Linked DNA regions of Homo sapiens: region 1 is linked to region 2. A link is a contact called in ENCODE Hi-C data. All regions are on one chromosome and are shown on one strand. Each heading gives the region's core, a stretch centred on a gene start or an enhancer-like site at or near the end of the contact. The rest is flanking DNA. Distances are from core to core; before and after follow the strand shown.

What was found. A loop is a pair of places that touch in the nucleus more often than their neighbours do. Pooled maps may share reads with other maps.
Region 1: a map of posterior cingulate gyrus shows a loop between it and region 2 (10-fold over the local background). The contact joins the promoter of HNF1B here to the promoter of LHX1 in region 2. A Hi-C loop is called at or near these places in 3 of 168 maps with a recorded cell type or tissue (B cell, naive thymus-derived CD4-positive, alpha-beta T cell and posterior cingulate gyrus), 3 of 37 single-sample maps with no recorded cell type and 10 of 50 pooled maps.

What each region holds. Positions count from the first base shown.
Region 1 is chr17:37,741,699-37,746,365 of GRCh38, forward strand. It overlaps HNF1B (HNF1 homeobox B), which reads right to left and starts at 3,361. Exons shown (of 9, transcript NM_000458.4): 1 at 2,843-3,361. The coding sequence starts at 3,186. RefSeq lists enhancers at 1-447, 448-952.
Region 2 is chr17:36,934,908-36,939,827 of GRCh38, forward strand. LHX1 (LIM homeobox 1) reads left to right here and starts at 2,568. Exons shown (of 5, transcript NM_005568.5): 1 at 2,568-3,460. The coding sequence starts at 3,291. LHX1-DT (LHX1 divergent transcript) reads right to left here and starts at 1,754. Exons shown (of 3, transcript NR_135671.1): 1 at 1,657-1,754. RefSeq lists enhancers at 702-1,616, 1,875-2,718, 3,561-4,402.

The sequences.
Region 1 (4,667 bases), core at 2,111-4,610, 810 kb after region 2:
CTTCGGCTATTTTTCTTTTGTTTAAATGCCTTTACCTGTGTTCATTTTGTATGCCTAAGAAACCTAGAAAAATAGGGTACTGTTCTAAGTGGGAATGATTCTGTGGAAACAGTGAATTAGCCCAACAATTGGGGAGGGTTTAAAAAAAGCCCCCAAGAACCTTATAAATAATGGCAAAACCTTTTAAGTCCGACTTAAAAGAGTGAGGAGTAAGATGGCGCAGTTATACCTTCACAACCCTCTGACCCCAAAATTCACGTGTGTTCACCGGGAAGAGCCGGGAGAGCTGGTTATTTTTGTTTGTTTGTTTGAAAACACAGCTCAGGTTCAGAGGTTCCCTAACACCGAGAAAGGCACCGGTCCCGAAGAGGGCCTGCGGCCATTGTGTCCCAAGCGCAGGTGTCAAACGCCGGCCGCGGCGCCCGCAGGGTCCGTCCCGCACGCTCCTTCTCAAACAATGACTTTGCTGCCCACGAGCAGAGAAGCCTGGACTCCAGCGCAGTCCGCAGCGCGTTCGTTAAGGAGCCCAACTTCGGCTTCTTAGAATGCAGCCCACTTTCTAGACGCCCCCGGCGCACCTGCCTCGAGGCCGCGAGAAAGGCCAGCTCCGGCCGGGAGCCGGGGACCGGGAAGCGCGCAGTCCCGACCTTCCTCCCCTGCCTTTCTCTTCCAGGAGGTTTACTAGAACTCCGGGAACTCCAAAACGCGACTTTTCTTTCTCTTTGCTTTTCGTCTTAAGGGAACACGGTGGGCAAAAGAAGGGAGTGCGTGTGCCCGAGGCTTGGGAGCCCCCTGTGCAGTGACCTAGGAACCGCTAGCGATTTCTTGAAAAATTACTTTAATCAAGTCCGGCGCTCCCGGGAGCGGGGGAGGAAAGGCAGCACCCGCTCGGGACGGGAGAAAAAAGCCTCCAGGTCTGTCCCGCGTCTCCAACTCGGCGAGGGTCTCCGGCTCCCCAGTCCCTCTCCCTGCCCTGCTGGGGCCTGGGGCTTTGGGGAGGGAAGAGCGGGGCTGGGGTCTAAGGACCCTGGGCCGGGCCTGGCTCTCCGCCGGCCGGGCCTGCGGGTGTCGGCGACCCGGGGGCTCCGCGGGCGGCTCGGGCGCTCACAGAGCCCGCGTCCCGCGCCAGAGCGGTGAGGCCGCAGGGCCGCACGGGGCGCCTGGCTGGGTGCGCGCTGGGAGCGGCGAGCAGCCCCGCGCCCGCGTTTTGATCTCCTTCCCCCCTCTAAGCCGCGTTTACAACTTCACCAATGAATAACCCGCCTCTCTTTTCAACCTAATCACGGCTCTTTGTGTATCTTTCTGTTGATGATTTATAGAAATAAATTAATAACACCCCAACTCCACGTGCTGCAGTTTATGTTACGTCTCAGCTGCGGCCAGCCCGGCGCGGGGCTGGGTGCGGAGGGGCGCCCCAGGTCCTTCCAGCGCCGCGCTAGAAAGCGGGCGCCTGCGGCCGAGTGGGAGGGCCTAGGCCCTGTGGCCCCCGGTGGCCGGCGGTGGGAGCCTGGTTCATCCGCCAGGTCCTGAGCGACCTCCCCGGCAGCCCTGGCGCCCCAGCCGCTCCTAGGGGCCACTCTCTCGACCCCTCTTAGCCTCCGCGACTCACACCTTCCGCCTCGCGGAACTCTCTTGCAGGAGTTCTCTCCCGGTAGGGGAGAAATCACCTCCGGGCGGGAGAGCGACGAGGGAAGAACCTCAAACCTATGAATTATACCAAAGTGTGTTTGGGGAAAAAAAATCTACAAGTTCCCCTGATTGTTTTGGCTAGAGGGCAAACCGCCAGGCCCTCGGAGCACAAATTCAAATGCAAGGTCATATCCCACCCCAAACCGCCGCTGCGGACGTGCGGCCAAGGCTCAGCCCCGAAATCGCAGCGCTTCAGTGTCCGAAGCCACGCGATGGGCTCTGTCCTAAAGCGGAGTGGCCCGGGAGCGACGTGCTGTCTCAGGGAACCGCTCGGCTCCTTAGATAATTAGTAACCAGCTGTCAAAGTCTAGGGCGGTCGGGGAGGACCCACAAACGATCCCGGCCCTGGGGATACACTGCCAGCCGGCCTGAACTCCCGGGGAGAGGCCGGGGGTGGGCAGCGAGGTCTGGAAACGCCCTCCTTTCTCAGACTGAGACCAGATCCTCTGCGAACTGAGGTCTGAGACGCGTTCGCCCCCACACCACCGCGCTTGGTTTCTTTGGCCCCGCGCGTGTCCACCCGGACCCTGCATGGAACATGCCCTTTGCAAATCTAAACCCGCGTTGGGGATCCCGGATAATTCCGGGCCTTGCATGGGCGCGGCTAACAAGAGTGCCCACCAGGGAACTCGCCTCCCAGATCCCGGCTCCGGATGCCGCCTGTCCTTCGGCAAAGAACTGCAGGTCATCATGCAGGTCAATGTGTCCGAGGCCGACATGCGGCTTTCCAGACCCGAGGCAGGGCGCAGGAAAAATGCGCGGCCTGGGGCTTGCAGCGGCGCGAGGCTCTGCTCCCGGGAAGTCGCAGCGGTTTCACTGCACCCACTCGCACCTTCAGTCGCGTGGGCAAACCTCCCGGCAAAGGGCTCCACAGCTCCAGTTCTCCCCGGCCCAGCCCCAGCCCCGCGGGGAAAAGCCCTTGGGTCTCGGACGCTGGCCTGGGCCTGGGGAGAAGAAGCCCGGTGGGCCGCAGGGTCGTCCCGCTAAGGGATTGGGAAGGGTCCGGGTGTTGGGAGAGAAGCAGAGCGCCCCCCGGGGGACTTCTCTGGTGGGAAACGGGCTTGGCGAGTGTGGTCGGGCGCAGTGTCACTCAGGCCCGGGGCCGGGGCTCCAGGGGTTCGGGTGGGTCCCCTCCACCTCGCTCTGCGCCTACCTGAGCATCCGGTCCACCTCCGCCCGCTGCTCCGCCGCCTCCTCGGTGTTGAGCGCCTGCAGCTCCTTGAGGATGGGAGGTGTGTCATAGTCGTCGCCGTCCTCGGAGCCCTCGTCGCCGGACAAGCGGCCCTTGGCGTGGCCGTTGGTGAGAGTATGGAAGACCGGCTTGGTGTCGGGCTCGGCCCCGCTGCCAGGGGACAGGGGCAGCGTCTCCAGCTTCACCCCGAAGTTCGGGGATGGCAGCAACTCCTCCAAGGCCTGAACCAGCACCTCCTTGGTGACCCCGGAGCTCAGCAGGGCGCTCAGGAGTTCTTGCTGGAGCGACGTGAGCTTGGACACCATTTTCCAAGGACGGAAAAAGAAGGGGGTGAGGGGGTGGGTGGGTGCGAGAGAGGAGGGTGGAGGGGAGTTTCACAAGCAAACCCCAAATCCAGGAACCCCTCCACCCTTCAGCCTCCAGACACCTGTTACTCCCCGGGGTCCCGGAGGCTCCTCCGAAAGGAGTCAGAAAACTTCTAACTTGCCATGATCGCCACCATTAGGCCATATAAGATATGCAAATTAGTGGGAAGGGCCCAGCTTTCGGCTGGATGCAAATGATGGTGGGGAGGGGGAAACCCGGAGAGAGGGAGAGCCGGAGGGGCAGACCTGGAGAGCAGAAGACCTGGGCCGGGAGCGGGGCTTTGCCAGGGTCCATTGTACTCACGCTGGGGGGCTAGAGACCTTCTTTTACTGGTTCTGCTTATCAGCCAAACTTCACCTAACCTTTGGACTTGTTAAGCCAGTGCCTTGCAGCCTAGGCGCGGGGCTTTTCCACCGGTTCTCAGTTCCGCTTTAGTCCAGAGAGAAGACACTACGCTTCGGGGTTCAGGTGAGAGCCAGAGGAAGCTGGGGTGCTCGTGGAAGAAGGGGACGCAGGAGGAAGCGAAGAGTAGAGACCCTGGATGCGTCCCGGCCGACGCAGGTGGTGGGCCAGGAGAGCCCGCAGGGCGGAAGAGAAACTGACCACTTAGGAAGGGGCGCCGAGGCCACGGGGGAGGTGAGGCAGCGTTAGGTGTGGTGAGCATGCCCTGGAGGGACTCCATTTATTTCTACCTCGGTTACTACCTCCAGGCCCCAGAACCTCCCTGGCCTGGTCTGGCGGTTTGGGTTTGCAGAACTGCCCGCCAGAGAGCGTAGGCGAGGGTGAAGGAGTCCGGGAGAACTCTTGGAAAGAGACTACTTTATGGGTAGAGGGAGTAGCCAAAGTGAAGCTCCCCCAGCAGCTGGGCTGCACCGGCGCCCAGCCTGGCCACGCCACTGGGGAGCTGGACCCCTGGGGCTCCTCACTCTCCTGTTTAAACCCGGATGTCAAGGCGCCTCCGCCTTGGGGGAGGATGGTGAGGCAGAATGGTGAGGCACTAGGATGGTGAGGCACTAGGATGGTGAGGCACTAGGATGGTGAGGCAGTGAAAGCAAAGCTTGACCTGCAGCTGGGTGGACACTTGCAGCCGAGGGTCCCCCCGGCCCACTCATTTCTGGTTTATTCGTAGTTCCAGAACATCTGTGGTTCCCTGGGCCGGGGACGAGCTCTGTAGACGAGGTCACTGCAGCAGTGGCAGAAGTCTTGCACTCCTAGTACAGAAGGTGTCGACAGAGCTACTGAGGGAAAGATGTTTTTTTTCCCACTCTGGCCTGGGCCAGGTAGGAAGCCATAGGCCTTGCAGCACTATTGGAGTTTCACCTGCTTCCCCCCTGGTGACGGGCAGGAGGGGAGGGCGGCGGAAGCGCGCCCAAACCGGCAAGCTAGGACCTGACCTGTAGAAGAACAGGGAAAGGGGCTT
Region 2 (4,920 bases), core at 1,318-3,817:
CCATCCTCTGCCCTGCCCCGCGTCGGGGTCTGGGAGCGACCGGCGGAGGCCGGCGGCGCGCCGGAGCTGACTAGTCCCCTACGCTCCTCCGGCCCGCAGCGGGGAGCCCACATGTGTATGTGCAAGAAGGTGTGGAGAAGGCGTTAGGGTCCCGGCACCCACGGGTCAGGGCAGAACGCCAACGAGTCGCACTGCGGGTCTCCGCGGCTTCGGTTTCCATGACATGGTGACGCCGGCGGCAAGGCGGGGGGCTGCCTGTGGGCCTTGAGGTTGCTGGGCGGTGCGGGCGGAGTCAGCAAAGGGGCGTTGGCAAAGCCCTAAAACCCCACGGTTCCACGGAGCGCAAGCCAGATTCTCTGAAGCAGCTTCCCCGTTCGTCCGAAGAGGGTATTCCATCTGCACAGCGGGATTCCCTGCCAGCCCAGGTTCACTGCGACTCCGCTTCCCCGAGCATTTCCCCCGTTTCAGCTTCCGTCTGGTCTGCGCATCGCGAGTGGGGTCCAAAGGCCAATTCCACAATACCAGCCAGCTCCGGAGGGACGCCCACTATCACTGCCTTCCATGCTCGGGCCAAATGAGCCTTCCTAGCACCCCCTCCCCCGAAGCACAAAAACGGGGAGCAAAAGTGGGACCGCCCAGCCCAACCACCTTCAGACTCCACTTCAGGAGAAATCCTGGTTAAGCCCACCCAGAACAGGTGTGGTCGAAACGGAATTTAGGGTTTGACTTGAGTGCTCCGAAAAACTACAGTAACTCTTCCAGGCGAAGGCACTCTAGACCAGGATCTGTCCCCCACGTGTGGGAAAATAGGCCCCTGGGGGCGGCGGTCCCGAGTTCCTAGCCAGAGCGGGATTAGGGAGTTACGGGTTCCCTGAGGAGTGAACTATGGAGGGTGTGGTTTGCTGTTGTCTGGGGAAGCCGGTGCCAACCCGAAGCCTGGACAGGGGAGGACTGGAATCCCGGCACACGCTGCCCATGCACTGCACGCCCATCTACTGCAGCCTCTTCGTGGCGTCCCGGCACCCCCCCCTCCTCCTTCCCTCTTCCCAACGCCACGACCACCACCCCCAGCCGCCGCTGGAGCCCCCGGTTTCCCGCCTAGTCGTTTGTTTTTGTACGTAAAAGGTGTCTCCGGATCACAGTTTTCTCACAACTTTCTCGCCAGGGTTGCAACTCCTCACCCGAGGCGCTTCCCGGTCCACTCCTTCCCCCGCGCCGGCGCCGCGCCTCCGGTCTCCCCGCCCCCATCAGGAAACCGCCCGAATCAACTTTGCAAGAGTGCTCTGCGGGAGACAGACACTCAGCTCGCCCAGGACCCGGACCCTGTGGACTTTGGATGGATTGGGGGAGGGGGCACAGAAAGAGGGACGGGAGGAGGGAGATTCTGCTGCTAAGAGCCTCCTCCCCCTCCAAAGATGTGCGCTGCGCTTGGGACAAACTTCCAGCTCAAGAAAGTACGGGGGGACAATGGCAACAGCCGCTGAATTGCAAAGCCCAGCAGTGCAGGGGAGCCGCCTGGGATTCCGGACCCGGCTGCACCCCAACCTTCCACAAGGCTCGGTCTTGGACTACCCCCACTCTACAGCAGAACTCTGGCCTCCGCCTGCGCCTATTCCCGCTCTCTCTCTGTCCCTCCCATCGAAACCCACGCCTTACCGGAGCAGGAGGGGGCCCAGGCACGGTGCTGCCCGCCGTCCGCGCCGCGCGGGGCCGCGGGTGCCGCCGCCACTGATCCTCTAAACGCGGTCTCCCCGCACTCTCCCGGGCCGGGGGATGCAGAATGGTTTACAGAGGGACCGCGAGGCGCTGATTGGTCGCAGGCCGCAGTGACGTCAGCGGGCGCTGCATTAAGGCGAGGGGGCTTCCAGAGCTCAGCCAACAGCCAGGAGCAGTGACCAAGCCGCCGGAGCTGGGGAGAGACGCACCGGGGCGGCGACTGGGCCAGGAGACCAGGGACTGAGGGACGCGCCCGGGGAGGGCCAGCAACGAGCCGCGGCCCGGGCGGCGACAGCGGCGGTCCGCGCCGAGCCGTTCCAGCCGCCGGCCTACTGTAGCCGCTGCGCCAGGACATTTTTTTTTAAAGCTCTCCAAGCTGCCCCCCTCCTCCCCGACTCCTCCCGCTGCAAAAGAAAAACAAAAAAAAAAAAAGGAAGGAGGCTAGAAAGGAAACCCAGATTTGCCACCACAACGAAAAAAAGAAGGGGAAAAGGAAAAGGAGAGAAAGTCGAGCGACTGTGGGGTTAGACGGAGGCAGACAGAGCGTGGGCCGAGCGATGCGGGGCTGTGCGCCCAGGCGGCCGCGAGTTGTGACTGGAGCCACGATGCACGGCCAGGCGCGGTGAGAAGCCAGCCCGTAGTGCCTCCCGAAGGAGCCCGGGCGCAGGGAGGGTCGCCCTGAGGACACGGAGGCCGCCAGGCAGGCCAAGGGCCGAGGTGACTGGGCTGGGGCGGTAGGGAAGGAGCGAGTGCGCCTGGCTGCCTCCGCACGGAGTTGTCCCTCTCTGTTTTCGATTGACACAAACACTTCTCCAAAAGCGGGGAAACCTAAGCAACAACAGCAATCAACACCAAGATCTTCCTCCTACCCTCCCCTCTTTCCCTTCTCCCGCGGTCGGCCCTCGCCCCCTCCCCCAGGCCCAGCGCGGGCGCTCGGCGCGTCCAGACCCGCGGCGCGATGCCGGCAGTTTAGGATCCAAAGCTTCTCTGCTCCTTTTGTTCTTTCCTTCCCTTTTTTAAAAAAAGAGGGGGGAAATCCCAGTGGTGGGCAGCCTGGCACGCACACAGTCGCCCTCATACCCCGACAAAAGCAGATGCACTTTGACTTCTGACAGCTCTACCTCAAGCCCCGGAGAACTCAGCGGCGCTTTCCTCGCAACCCGAGCTCGGCGAGTCGTCGTCTTCTTCTTCTCCGTTTTTATTTATTTATTTCCGTTCCCGCCGCCGTTCTCGCTGACCTTCACTCCTCCGCGGGCTCTGAGCAGAAGGGTCGCATTCTCTCCCGCCTGAGACTTCTTTTCCTCGCCCCGGGAGCTCAGGCGGCGCCGCTCCAGCCCGGGGCCCCGGGACTCCCCGGCTGCACACTTCACTGAGACGCCCCCCCAGGCCCCGATCAGCCTCGTTTCCTCCACCCTACTTTGATTTCCTGGTGCGAGTTTTGGCTTGCACGGCCGAGTGTGTGTCCTCTTTTTGGAGAGACTGGGGAGCTCGTGCCGATTGTCTTCAGGAGTCATCCCCTGGGCTCTACTTTGCCCCTCTCTCTCTCTGGGCCTCATCAGACCAAACCAAAGACCATGGTTCACTGTGCCGGCTGCAAAAGGCCCATCCTGGACCGCTTTCTCTTGAACGTGCTGGACAGGGCCTGGCACGTCAAGTGCGTCCAGTGCTGTGAATGTAAATGCAACCTGACCGAGAAGTGCTTCTCCAGGGAAGGCAAACTCTACTGCAAGAACGACTTCTTCCGGTGAGTACTTTCCTCCCACGCCTCTGCTGCTACCTCCCCGCGGGCCCTTCCCGGCCAGCTTCGGATCAGAGGTTAGCGTGGCCTCGCTGCCCAGTTAGGAACTGCTTCTAGAGAGGGCAGCCAAGTCCCGCGGGCGCCCGCCTCTCCGCCAGCTGGCGCGCTGGGAGCCCGGGACGCGGCCCTGCTTGCATCCTGGAAACTATGGGTCTGGGTTTGGCTGCATGTGCCTGGGAAGAAAGGGTCTGAGCCTGACTCGGCCCAGAAGCCCCTTCAAGCTTGGAAGAGACAGGGCAGCCTCGGGCGTTGTAGCCCGGACTGCTGTCTTTCCCGGAGCCAAGCTCTGCAGCAACTGCATTCTCCAGGCCTTCGGGGTTGTTTGCCCTCCAGGCAGAGCCCAGGCTCCCTCCCGGCCACTACCTTTTCCGACCCCGAGCGGTCTTGGCGGTAAGCTCCGAGCCTTTTGCGTAGAGTGTCTGGGCCAACTGCCCTGTCAGCGGCAGGAAAGAACTCGGCCTTAAAGCCGATCCTGCACGCCCGGGGGTCTTCCCCAAACCCGGACATGCCTCCGAGTGCAGACCTGGACAAACTGCTGCACTGTAGCCTGCGAAGTGCCCGGAGCTTTTTCCTGCTTCCCTGGCTGCCGAAGTTGTCTGGTGGTTCGGCTTCAGCCCCAGGTGACTCCGACTCCCACGGGCTCCGCTCAGTAGTCCTCCTAGGAAACTGCCAGCCACAGCCAGCAACCTCCTTGATGAAACCTGGGGGAAAGCCGAGACCTCCAGCTTGCTGGTGGGGAGACTTCTCCCTACCCCCCTTATTCGTTTAGCATTTTAATTATATTATCGTACACTCACAATTTTGCCGCTCCATTCACACAAACACACAAGTCAACAGAGAAGAACGGGCACAAATGCGAATTGTAATTCCACCCTACGGATGTGAAATATCGCAATTTACTCGGCTGACTTGGTCTCTGCTTTTCTGAGTTTGTGGTCATAGTTCAAACCAGGGAGCAGGAGGAAGAGGGATTCAAAGCCACTCAGAGGGCCAAGACGCGCTGTCCCCAGTGCCGCTCCAGGACTCGTGGCTGGGGTTGGGTTGCGTGGAACCATGAAGCAAAGCTCCGTGCTCGCTGGTATTTCGGGAGAACGCGCAGGCTGAGCCTCTGAGCCTCCGCGGGCTGCCCGGTTTTCCTCAAGGACTGGATCATAGCGGGAGGGTGGCAAACCGTACTCGTACCCGCTGCCAGTGGGTCCCTGAGCCTGGCTTCCACAACCCGCGGCAGAGCGCCCAGAGCCAGCTCCCGCAGCTCCCGCTTTTGCCAACCTGTCCCGCTTTAGGCAAGAGCGTGGCGGCGGCCCCGCTAAGGCTACGGAGGGGGGCTCTCCGCGGCTATGTTTGTTTACCAACAGCGGGGCTAGACATCGCCAACCCCATGCCTATGTGCGGGTCCTTTTGCGATG